Regions from separate parts of the Homo sapiens genome. Here region 1 is linked to region 2. Evidence: chromatin loops called from intact Hi-C (ENCODE). Cell type or tissue: adrenal gland. All regions are shown on one strand. Each heading gives the region's core, and the rest is flanking DNA. Links, peaks and the distances in the headings are about the cores only. Region 1 has its middle 39 kb from the start of LINC01387. Region 2 overlaps TMEM200C (transmembrane protein 200C).

Region 1 (5,377 bases), core at 55-5,054, 580 kb before region 2:
GGGAAATTCTGGAGGTGTTCCCATAAGACAACAAGGAGGCCAGGCACAGTGGCTCATGCCTGTAATCCCAGCACTTTGGGAGGCTGAGGCGGGAGGATTTCTTGAGCCCAGAAGTTCAAGCACAGCCTGGGTGACATAGTGAGACCTCATCTCTACAAAATATCAAAAAATTAGCTGGTGTGGTGGTGCACACCTGTAGTCTTGGCTACTTGGGAGGCTGAGACAGGAGGACCACTTAAGCCCAGGAGATTGAGGCTGCAGCAGCCTGGGTGACAGAGCGAGATCCTGTCTCAAAAAGATAAAAGACAGCAAGGAAACCCAGAATTTCCACTTTCATTTATTCTCATAAATGTGGTTACAAAGACATGAACAAGGGTAACGATTGCAGCATTTTTTCTAATAGTAAAACAATGGAAAAGGCCTAAAGATCTTGGACTACTTAAGTAAATTGTGCCTTCAATCCTAGAATGGACACATGATAGTCGAGAAGATATTCACAATGGAGTGTTAAGTGAAAATCACAGGTAGCGAGACAGTGTTAAATGAGCGTATTCACTTTGAGATAATTTGTCAAGCTGATTTGCGTACTTTTCTTATACGTATATTATACTTTTTAAAAAGTTTGTTGATAAACTGAAAATATGAACGCATGCCCTCATTTTATGAAAGCAAGCATGCATATGAGCACGCACAGGTGTGTGAATCATTACATAGTCACAGGTATGTTTGTATTTGTCCTCATGTGTATGTATTAGTGTAAAGATGTAACTATCAGCCTGTGTGTGTGTATGTACACATGTGCCCAGATGTTCATGTGCCTCTGCCACGTACATGCACATATATGTGCAGGCAGCTGAGGGAACACTCCACTCCATCCCTCTCTTCCTCCCATGACTTTCCTGTGCCTTCTGGAACTCCCACTCAGGAGTCAACATGTGAAAGCGTGAAGGGTGGTTGAGGGGTTGAATTGTGGGGTGAAAAAGATATTTACTTCCAAATGTATTCTCGATTTGAGTTTTTGGCCACTTTTTTCCCTTTTCCATTTACAAGTTAAATTTTATAAACCTCAAAAAATAGAATAGAGAGCTGTGGTCAGGAAGTGGCATTGGAGAATAAAGAGAGGCACAGATTCTCCCTCCCAACCTTGATAAACAGAGTTTGAAGGTAGAAGTGGCTTCTGCCTGAGACAACTGAAGGGGGTCACTGCCTGCAGGGGTTAGACAGGTTTCAATTCAGGCAAAGTGGTAGAGGGAATGTTCAGAAAAGGGTTGGAGGAATTTGCTGATCCCTGAGTGGGAGTCCCAGAAAGCACAGGAAAGTCATGGTGGGGAAAGGGGAATGGAGTGGAGTGTTCATTCACCAGGAAGGATATGCAGAGTAGCGTAGGGATGAGAATGCCGAGAAAGCAGATGACTGTAAGGAGTAAGCTTGCAGATTGAAAGAATCTGAATGGGAGTGTTTAATTGTGATAGCTACTTGAAGGAGGGTTTAGAAGTGAGACCCAATTAGGAAGGGTCCCTGTGTACACTGCTGTCACCTACAGCAAGCATGTGGCTACCTTTGACAGCAGTGAGCAAACAAGCATGAGGTCAAGTCCTTCTTTGGGGTGTGTGGGGAAGATGCATTGGGGCTGGCCATGGAATGGCAGTGACCTAGGCAAGTCCATCCAGTCTCTCTGTTGGATCAACATGCCACCTAATCATGGGGTCACCCTTCTTCAGGACCTCACGCTTTCTTTGCTTTAGGGATGGGGTGACGGGTGGGGTATGTGATCTCCATGCTCTAGTGGGCATAGAATGGTAGGCAATAAGATGGCCTTGTAATGGAGAGGACCCCAAAGGTCATAGAGGAACTGTGAAGTCTAGATGACACATTTTAGGCCCTGGTAAGAGCTTTGGCTCTTACTCTGTGAGTGACATGAACTGTTGTATTTTTAAAGGATTATTCTAAGCCCATTGGACAGCAACTCTCCATTTCTCTCTCTCTACCAGCCTCTGGCAACCACCATTCTGTGAGTCGATAAATTTGGCTATTTTCAGTACCTTACCTAAGTGGTATTATGTAGTATTTGTCCTACTGTCACTGCCTTCTTTTACTTGGCATAATGCCCTGAAGTTTCTTCCATGTTGTCACATATGGTAGGATTTCCTTCTTTTTTTAGTTTGAATAATATTCCATTTTATGTATACACCATATTTTCTTATCCATTCATCCACAGATGGACATTTCAATTGTTTCCACAAATTGGCTACTGTGAATAGTGTTGCAATGTGTATGGGAGTGCTAATATCTCTTTGAGATCCTGATTTCAATTCTTTCGGATAAATACCCAGAAGTGGGATTACTGGATCTTATGGTAGTATGGTAGTTTAATTTTTTGAGAAATTGCCATACTGTTTTCTACAACAGTTACACTATTTTGCATTCTAACCAACATTGTACAAAGGTTCCCTTTTCTCCACATCCTTGAAAACACAGATCTGCTATAAAACATTGTCCCTATAATTACCAACTCTCTAATGTACACTTAAAAATTTGCTGGGAGGCTTAGACAGGTGGATCACAAGATCAGGAGATCAATACCATCCTGGCTAACACGATGAAACCCTGTCTCTACCAAAAATACAAAAATTAGCCAGGCGTGGTGGCAGGTGCCTGTAGTCCCAGCTACTCAGGAGGCTGAGGCAGGAGAATGGCGTGAACGCGGGAGGCGGAGCTTGCAGTGAACCGAGATTGCACCACTGCACTCCAGCCTAGGTGACACAGCGAGACTCTGTCTCAAAAAAAAAAAAAATAAAAATAAAAAATAATAATAAATTGTTAAAAGATTAGATCTCATGTTGTGTTCTTACCAAAATAAACTTTTTTTAAACAAAATCAATCATTTTAGTTATTATATTGGGAATATGCAAAGAAGGAGGTAAAGAAGAAAAAAGACCATTTAGAAATCTATTCAAGGGTTTTCAAAAAAGATGATTGGCTTTGACCAGGGTGATGGGAATTCATATGGTGATAAGTGTTAGGATTCTGGAGATATTATGATGTAGATACAGACAATTGGATTTCATGACAGACTGTGACTTATGATAGTTTGCCCGAGTGACTGGAAGGGTGGAGTTGCCATCAACAGATGGGATCATCAACAAAGATAGGGAAGGCACTGGAGCAACAGGTTTGGAGAGAGATCAGGAGTTCCATGTAGAACAAGACAAATTTGAGAAGTCAACAGACCTTTCAAATGTCAGGAAGAGTTCAGGTTTGAGTTCTAACTTTAAGATACACATTAGGAGTTATTGGTATAAGTGGTACTTAAAGCCAGGTGAGTTAATGGAATTCCAAAAGAGTTATTATAGATAGAGAAGAGGATCAGTAATGAGTCTTGGATGGGGTGATCAATGGTACCGGTTTGCTTGTGATGGAGGGATTTCTGGGACATAGGACTTTAAGTTTGAAAACTGGGAAAGTCCTAAACAGACTGGTCACCCTAGTTCTAGAGTACTTCAGTTGATTAGAGATCCCTCACCTGCAGCAGATATTGAGCTGGAAAGGGCAATTGGAGACAGCTACTTTGGATTTCTGGAACGTGATTGATCACATAGCAACTAGGGGAGTGCTTGATAAAGGGAGAGGCAACTGATTATTTTTAAGTGAGCAGTGTGCATGAACCAGAGATGGTGGCAAATTCCTTAGCCCTGCTGTGAATGTGAGTTAGGAGCATGTGTTTCTGGAGTGGCTATCTGGACCCAGAGTGGGAAGCAGATAACTTGTCTTCCAAAGATACGAGGTTGTGCTTTTGGATTGGTTTGGTAGTGCCTTTAGAGACCAGTACAAATGCTTGCCTTGATTTTGGCACTCTTGCAGCAGCAACTTCCTCCAGCAGCATCTTTCAGGAAAGTTAAAGAGACAAGACAATATTTTTTTTGGAGCCAGACATTCAGGGAAATCTTTGTTAGTTGACCAAAGAGATAAAGGAACACAAATGTCTGTGTTCACACACAATGAGAAATACATGCTTTGCAAAAATAGTTTGGAAAAGTCACAAATGAATGTTTCCAGCCCTCAACAAGCAAAAATCAGCAATCTGTGAGGAGTGGGAAAATCAAATTTCCAGAGTTACCATATTTTAATACTCCAGAAGTGCAGTCTCAACAAAAAATCAGAAAACATACCAAGAAACAGGAAATTATAGCCCATCCACAGGAAAAAACAATTTGACAGAAGTTATTTCTAAAGAATATTAGACATTGGAATAACTAGTTAAATATATCAAGCCAACTGTCTTAAATATGTTGAAAGAGCTAAGAAAAAAAAAAAGCCATGGACAAAGAACAAAGGAAATCAGAAAGCAATGTATGAACAAAAAGGGTCTGTCAAGAAAGAGATACAAATTGTAAAAAAGTACCCAAATAGAAATTGTAGGGGTGAAAAGTACAATAACTGAAATTAGAATTTTACTAGAGACATTCAATAGCAACGTGAACAGTCAGAAGAAAGAATAAAAAAAATTGAAGATAAAAAAATTAAAATTATCCAACCTGACGAATGGAAAAAATGAAGAAAAATGAATGTATCCTAATGAACTTGAGGAAAGGAATCAAGCATAATAACATATGGACCATAGAAGTCCAAGGGGAAGAAAAGAAAATGAAGCAAAAAAAACTTTTTGAAGAAACAATGGCTTAAAATTTCTCAAATCCACTGAAGATGAAAATACACAAACCAAGAATCCAAATAGGATAAACTCAAAGAAATCCAAACCCAGAAACATAATAGCCAAATTGTCAAAATCCAAAAATAAAGATAGAATTTCGAAAGCAGAAAGAAGTGACTCATTATATACCAGATGTCCTCAGTACAATTAACAGCTGGTTTTTCATCAGAAATCATGAAGTCTAGAAGGCGCTGAGATAACAAAGTCTTAAAATAAAAGACAAAACTGTCAACCAAGAATTCTATATCAAGCAAAACTATCACTCAGGGATGAAGGAGAACTTAAGACATTCCCAGATTAAAAAAAAAAAAATGCTGAGGGAGTTTGTTACCAGAAGACCTACCATACAAGAAATGTTAAAGGGAGCACTTCAGGCTGAAATAAAAAGACACTAGGTAGTAACTGGAAGCCATAAGAAACAAAGAAGAACACTAGTAAAGGTAACCATAAATATAAGTAGAAAAGCCAATATTAACATAATTTTGGTTTGAAACCCCTCCTTTTTTTCTATACGATTTAAAAGGTAAAGGCATAAAGCGATAATTATAAATTGAAGTTAACAGGCACAAAATATAAAAAGATGTATTCTGTGGCAATAATAATATAAATGGGTAGGAACAAAGATGTATGGAAATAGGGTATTTGTATACTATTGAAATTAAGTTG
Region 2 (5,377 bases), core at 157-5,156:
AGCTATTATGGCAGAGTGTTAGTTTTTTTAATTGTAATTTTCCCATATGAGAAAAAGATCTTTCTCTTGGAGATTCCAGGGGACTTCTCAAATTCCCTGATGAAATCTGACACATGATACCTTTAAGGGAGTTCCTCTGAGGGAGGAAAGAAGGCCAGAAGGAAGAGCTCAGTTACATAAGCAGTTACCTAAAACTAAATATTCCACCCCAAGAAGCTGTCCAGATGTTGCTGAGAGGAGAGAAGAAGGCTGTGCAAGGGATCTGCCTGCACATAGCTGTAGGAACAGGCATAGGTGGGAGACAACTTTGTGAAGGGATTTATTGTCAGAGTATTGCAATATCTCTGCTGCTTCCCCAGTGGTGAACTCTCTATTAATTATCTGAAGTAAATAAACCGCCTGCCTGCCATTATATGACCTTTGATTTTCATCCAGTGAAATAAATTCCTTTGTCTTTATACAGTAGTAACTTTCCTGACTGTTTTAGTGACTTTGGGCCACACATTGACAGATTCCCCAGCTTAGAGAGACTTGAAACTCCTGTGACAGCTCCCTTGAAAAATCTTCCAATTCCTGAAGGACTGAGGGAAAGAATCTTGACAGGGAGGTCCTTAACCACTACTTTGAGTCCCTACATTTAGGTTTTACTAATGGTTGGAACTCCATTGTTCATTTCAAACCCTCATATTACCATGGAGTGTGTGGAGGAGATGGGTGGGGAGCGAGGAGAAGAAGGCATATTCTCAGATGGTTTTATCACCACATATTAGTTATTGCAATGTTTTATAACCACCTATTAGTTGTTGCAACAACGTTTCCCTTCCCTAGTGTCTACCTGGCTCCAGCCTCTGTACACGGCCTTGTTTCAGTTAGTGGATAAAGGCCCTGGGGTGGGGGGCACACACGGAGTGGGATCTGGGAGTAGGGCAGCTGCAGCGTGAGATGTCACTGCAGCCAAGCTGACACCCTCTGACTGTCTTCCTCTGCTTTGCAGCAGGAGGAGGTGGCTGAGCAGCTAGTGGGCAGTTGGCGCCCTCCCTGTGCAAGCCTCCATCCCAGAGGCTAGTCCTGCACTCCAGGAGCTCGCCATGATCGCCACCGGCGGCCTGCTAAGGATTTCCGCCAGAAAGCAGGATCCACTCCGCCCCCCAAGCCAGATACCCAAGCGCAAGCGGAAAGCCAAGAAGAGGCGCAAGAACGACGTGGTGGTGGTGAAAGGCAAGCTGAAGCTGTGCTCCATCTCAGGGCTCATCGCCCTCTGTGGGATCCTGGTGCTGCTGGTGGGCATAGCCATGGCGGTGGTGGGCTACTGGCCCAAGGCCACCGGGACCAATCGGGAGGGGGGTAAGCAGCTGCCGCCTGCGGGCAGCAGCCACCGGGTCCCAACCACGGCCAACAGCAGTAGCAGTGGCAGCAAAAACCGGTCCAGGAGCCACCCTAGGGCTCCAGGGGGTGTCAACTCCAGTTCCGCGGGCGCGCCCAGGAGCACGCCTCCAGCACGAGCCGCCTCCCCGTCCTCCTCCTCCACGTCCGTGGGCTTCTTCTTCCGCATCTTCTCTGGCTACCTGCACTCTGACAAGCTCAAGGTCTTCGGGCCCCTCATCATGGGCATCGGCATCTTCCTCTTCATCTGCGCAAACGCGGTCCTCCACGAGAACCGGGACAAGAAGACCAAAATCATCAACCTGCGGGACCTCTACTCCACCGTCATCGACGTGCACAGCCTCCGCGCCAAAGACCTGGCGGCCGCCGCGGCCGCCGCCGCGGCCGCCGCCGCCTCTTCGTCGTCGTCTGCCCCCGCCGCGGCGCCCCCCGGGGCCATACCGCTCAACGGCTTCCTCAGCTACGTGCAGTCGCGGGGCCTGGAGCTGAAGCCCGGGGGCTGCGGTGGCTCCGGGGACGCCTTCGGAGCGGCGGCGATGCTGGCCAAGGGCTCGTGGCCTCCTCACCCCGCGGCGCCGAGCGGCGGCCGCCCTCGGGGCGCCGCGTCCCCGCCGGACCTGGCCTCTTCCCCGCGCTGTCCGCGGGAGCCCCCGAGCCTGGCCGAGGCCGTGTACAGCGTCTACCGCGAGCGCTCGGGCGTGGCAGGCAGTCGCCGGGCCGCCGCTGCCACCGCCGCCGCAGCCGCTAGCAGCTGCAGCAGTCCGGCGCCCTGCAGCCCACCCGAGAGCTGGGGGCGCCAGAGCACGGCCAGCTCCTTCGTGGACTCCTCGCTGAGCGCCTTCGCGCTGCTGCCCTTGCAAGGGGGCCGCGATAGGGGCGGGGACGCGGAGGGCGCGAGCTGCAGCTGGCAGAGGCCTCCGGGGGAACGCGGCTCCCAGGAGATCCCGAGGGGCGAGCTCGACCTGAGCATGACCAACCTCCGCGGCGCAGAGGGCAGCATGCGCGGGGCGCGCCGGGAGCCGGAGGAGCCCGAGGGCGCGGTAGCGGCGCGCGCCGCCAGGGGGCAGGGCGGCCGCCTGCCCAGGACCGGCAGGTACGCGGCCTTGCGGCGCCGCAGCACCAGCGGGCTCCCGGACTACCGGGCGCCGCCGTCCCCCGAGCCCCCGCCCTCCCCGGGGAGTGCGGACCCGGACTCCAGCCCTCTGGCCAAGGCCGCCTCCCCCTCGCCACCCCTGCGGCTGGAGGGCTCGCCCCCCACCAGGCGGGACTCCGGGAGCTCCCAGTCGGATGACCCATCCAGCAGCAATAAGGGCTACACACCCCTGCGGGAGGCCGGCACCTCCACCGAGTCGGTCTTGGACGCAGTAGCTGGTCAAACGCGAGACTCTGCTGTGGCCGCCCCCGTTCTGGGTGCGGAGCAGAGCTCGCCGGAGGGTGCCAGCCAGGAGCCACCCACGGCCGAGCAACCTCAGCCGGTGCAGAGGCAGTTTACAAACAAGGAGAAACTCATCATGATTTCCAGGTCTCATGCCATAGGGGTAGAAGAAGAACTGGAAAGCACAGGCATTTAGAGAAAGGGGTGGGTTGGGGAGGAGGAAAGAGAAAATGGGAGAAACGCCCACTTGAATCAGTGCATTAACAGGTCCCTGTTTCTTTTGTGGACTGATCCGAGGACATCATTCAATATCCAAAGAGCTGCAGAATGTTATCCTTGAATTGCGTCCACAAGATTCCTGTAGATAACTCCAAGGATTTTTTTTTTTAAGCAAACTAGTCTTTTTATGTCCGATGGTGATTGTATGTTCAATGAAAACCAAATGTATTAAAAGGTCAGCAATCTAGTCCATTAGATAAAATCTTTTAATTTTCTTAGGATCAAAATAATATATTTTTGACAGTAACTGTGCACTTTACTCCGACTTTTTTTTTTAATCCCTCATTTCCCGACCCCTGTACTCTGCGCTGGTTTTGCCCACAGCTGCTTGCGAATGGCAGGCTTTTTTCTCCATTCCTTTGCGGAACATAGAAGAGTTTGTCTCAGTTCTCTTAGAATTGATGTTACTAACTGAAGTCAAAGCCAAAAGCATGAATAATTCAGGAACGAGCACTTTCCTTGCCCCACCCCACTGTGCTCACCCAATGCCCAAAAGCTTCTTCATTTTTAAACGGGTGTGTACGTTTTGCTACTAGGCTATGTGGTGGAGACTGGAGGGGACCAGGAACTAGATGGACTGTTACATTCCGAAATTTATATCAAGTACACCATGCTTTATTGAGTGTTATCACACCTGTATTGAAAATAGCATTAATATTTAAAATCTTTTTTAATAAAAGAAGTTTCCGAACAAACAGTTAAACATAATATTGCCTCATTTGCCTTGGAGCTAGCTCATCTGGTACCTCTGAAATATTTTGCTGTGACACTGCTACCAGGACTGTTGTGATCTTCCCCCAAAGTACTCAGCACCATTGTCGCATGTCCAGCGTATTTTTAAGCTTAAAATGTAGGGTAGTATTTAACATTTGGGAATTTCTCTTTCAAATAGAATGAAACGTTAAGTAAATAGTAATATGCCTATGATACTTCTCATTTACCTGCAAGTATTAATTTGCAGAGCACCAGGCTTAATATTCTCTTCCCATCCTCTTGGCTATCACTGATTATAAGTTAATGGTCTTGATCCATGGCCTACATAGACAAAAAGATAATGTTTTAATAATTTGGTAGATTGTTTACACTTGATGTCATTAAAAGTGAATTAGTTAATTTTCAAGACCAGGAGACAAGATGTCTTCATTTTGGTCTCCTTGGGCAAAGCGCTAGTCCTGTAGACAGAGTGCAGATTCCGAGCTGAGATTGGACCCAGCTGTTGGCATCTCCTAGCTGTGAGGCCTTGTACAAGTCACAAACTCTGAGTCTCAGTCATCTTTCTGTAAAATGAAGAGAACCAGACATATCTCATGGAGCTATGAGAGGAATAGAACAGGGTCAGGGTCAGAGGAGGGTTTATATGTGTGGAGTTTACCAGAACCCTTGGCCCACAGGATGTATTCAATAGATGGGGGTTATTGTAATTATTATTACCATTGTAATATATTGCTGAATGCATAGTGTAGAAGAATGGACCTTCCTTGAACTTGAGCTCAAGAAAGTCTAGTCTGAAATCTGGGATATCCACCTATTATCTGTATAACCTTAGACAAATCACTTAATCCCTCTGGGCCTCTGGTAGATGATATAATCTCTATGATCTTCAGCTCTAAAAGCCTTACTTAAATTCAGGCTCTTGTCCTGGATGTAATCATATCACATTTGTACCTACAACTTGGCAAAGAGTGAATATACGTCGTCAATTACCATTAGCTCAACATTCTGTAATACACTTTAAAAGGGCCTAATTTATTCTCAGATTGGATCTGCATTAAACCGGTAACTCACTTTAAGGCTGTAGATTAATATATTGGGCTCTTCTATAAAGCAAAAGTGAGTTTGCACTAAGGAGTGACATGCAAGTGTAATAAGACCTCAAGGTAGTGTTAAATTTCAACAGTCTCAATTGCTTTATCACACTTCCAAAGTAAATGTCAAACTTCCTTAGGTTTTCTTCTCCATTACCTTGGGTACTGGGTAATTTATATACTGAGATAGCGTGTTACTTCAAGGGGAAAACAGGTTCTGGTGTTCTACAATACTGTTTCCAGTCCTCGGAGAATGCACTGTAAATGTTACATTTATCAAATGCTAAGTGACATTTAGCAAATAATAAAGCTAATACCTCTTAGCTTAACTAAGGAGGGGTGGACAGAATACTGTTTATATCTCACAAACTTAGTTCCATATCAGATAATATCTAACTTAACCATTGAACAATTTAACTAGATTTTTTTTCTGAAGATAGACAAAGATGAGCTCAATTTTCCAAATCTTGGGAGGAGCCTGTGATTTCTTTAGACTTCAGAGGAAGTGTATAAGTGTAGTAATTCACAATCGTAA

What was found. Peaks named below come from ENCODE experiments on the same cell type or tissue, not always from the same donor. Only the 100,000 strongest peaks of a DNase experiment are listed, where the experiment ranks them.
Region 1: it touches region 2 in a loop (4-fold over the local background); 13 of 110 quality-filtered maps call a loop at or near these places.

Annotation. Positions count from the first base shown.
Region 1 is chr18:6,469,626-6,475,002 of GRCh38, reverse strand. No RefSeq gene overlaps it. Among named protein-coding and RNA genes, the nearest start is that of LINC01387, 39 kb to the left of the region's middle. In adrenal gland, for the core only: no CTCF peak of the experiment used is centred there; no DNase peak of the experiment used is centred there.
Region 2 is chr18:5,887,775-5,893,151 of GRCh38, reverse strand. It overlaps TMEM200C (transmembrane protein 200C), which reads left to right. Exons shown (of 2, transcript NM_001395400.1): 2 at 995-5,377. The coding sequence starts at 1,089. The coding sequence ends at 2,954. It overlaps MIR3976HG (MIR3976 host gene), which reads right to left. Exons shown (of 10, transcript NR_172496.1): 9 at 3,979-4,072. Among named protein-coding and RNA genes, the nearest start is that of TMEM200C, 5.1 kb to the left of the region's middle. RefSeq lists an enhancer at 1,325-1,852 and a silencer at 2,370-2,589. In adrenal gland, for the core only: a CTCF peak has its summit at 2,320; DNase peaks (open chromatin) are centred at 1,081, 1,611 and 2,481; H3K4me3 peaks cover 2,099 bases; H3K27ac peaks cover 1,131 bases.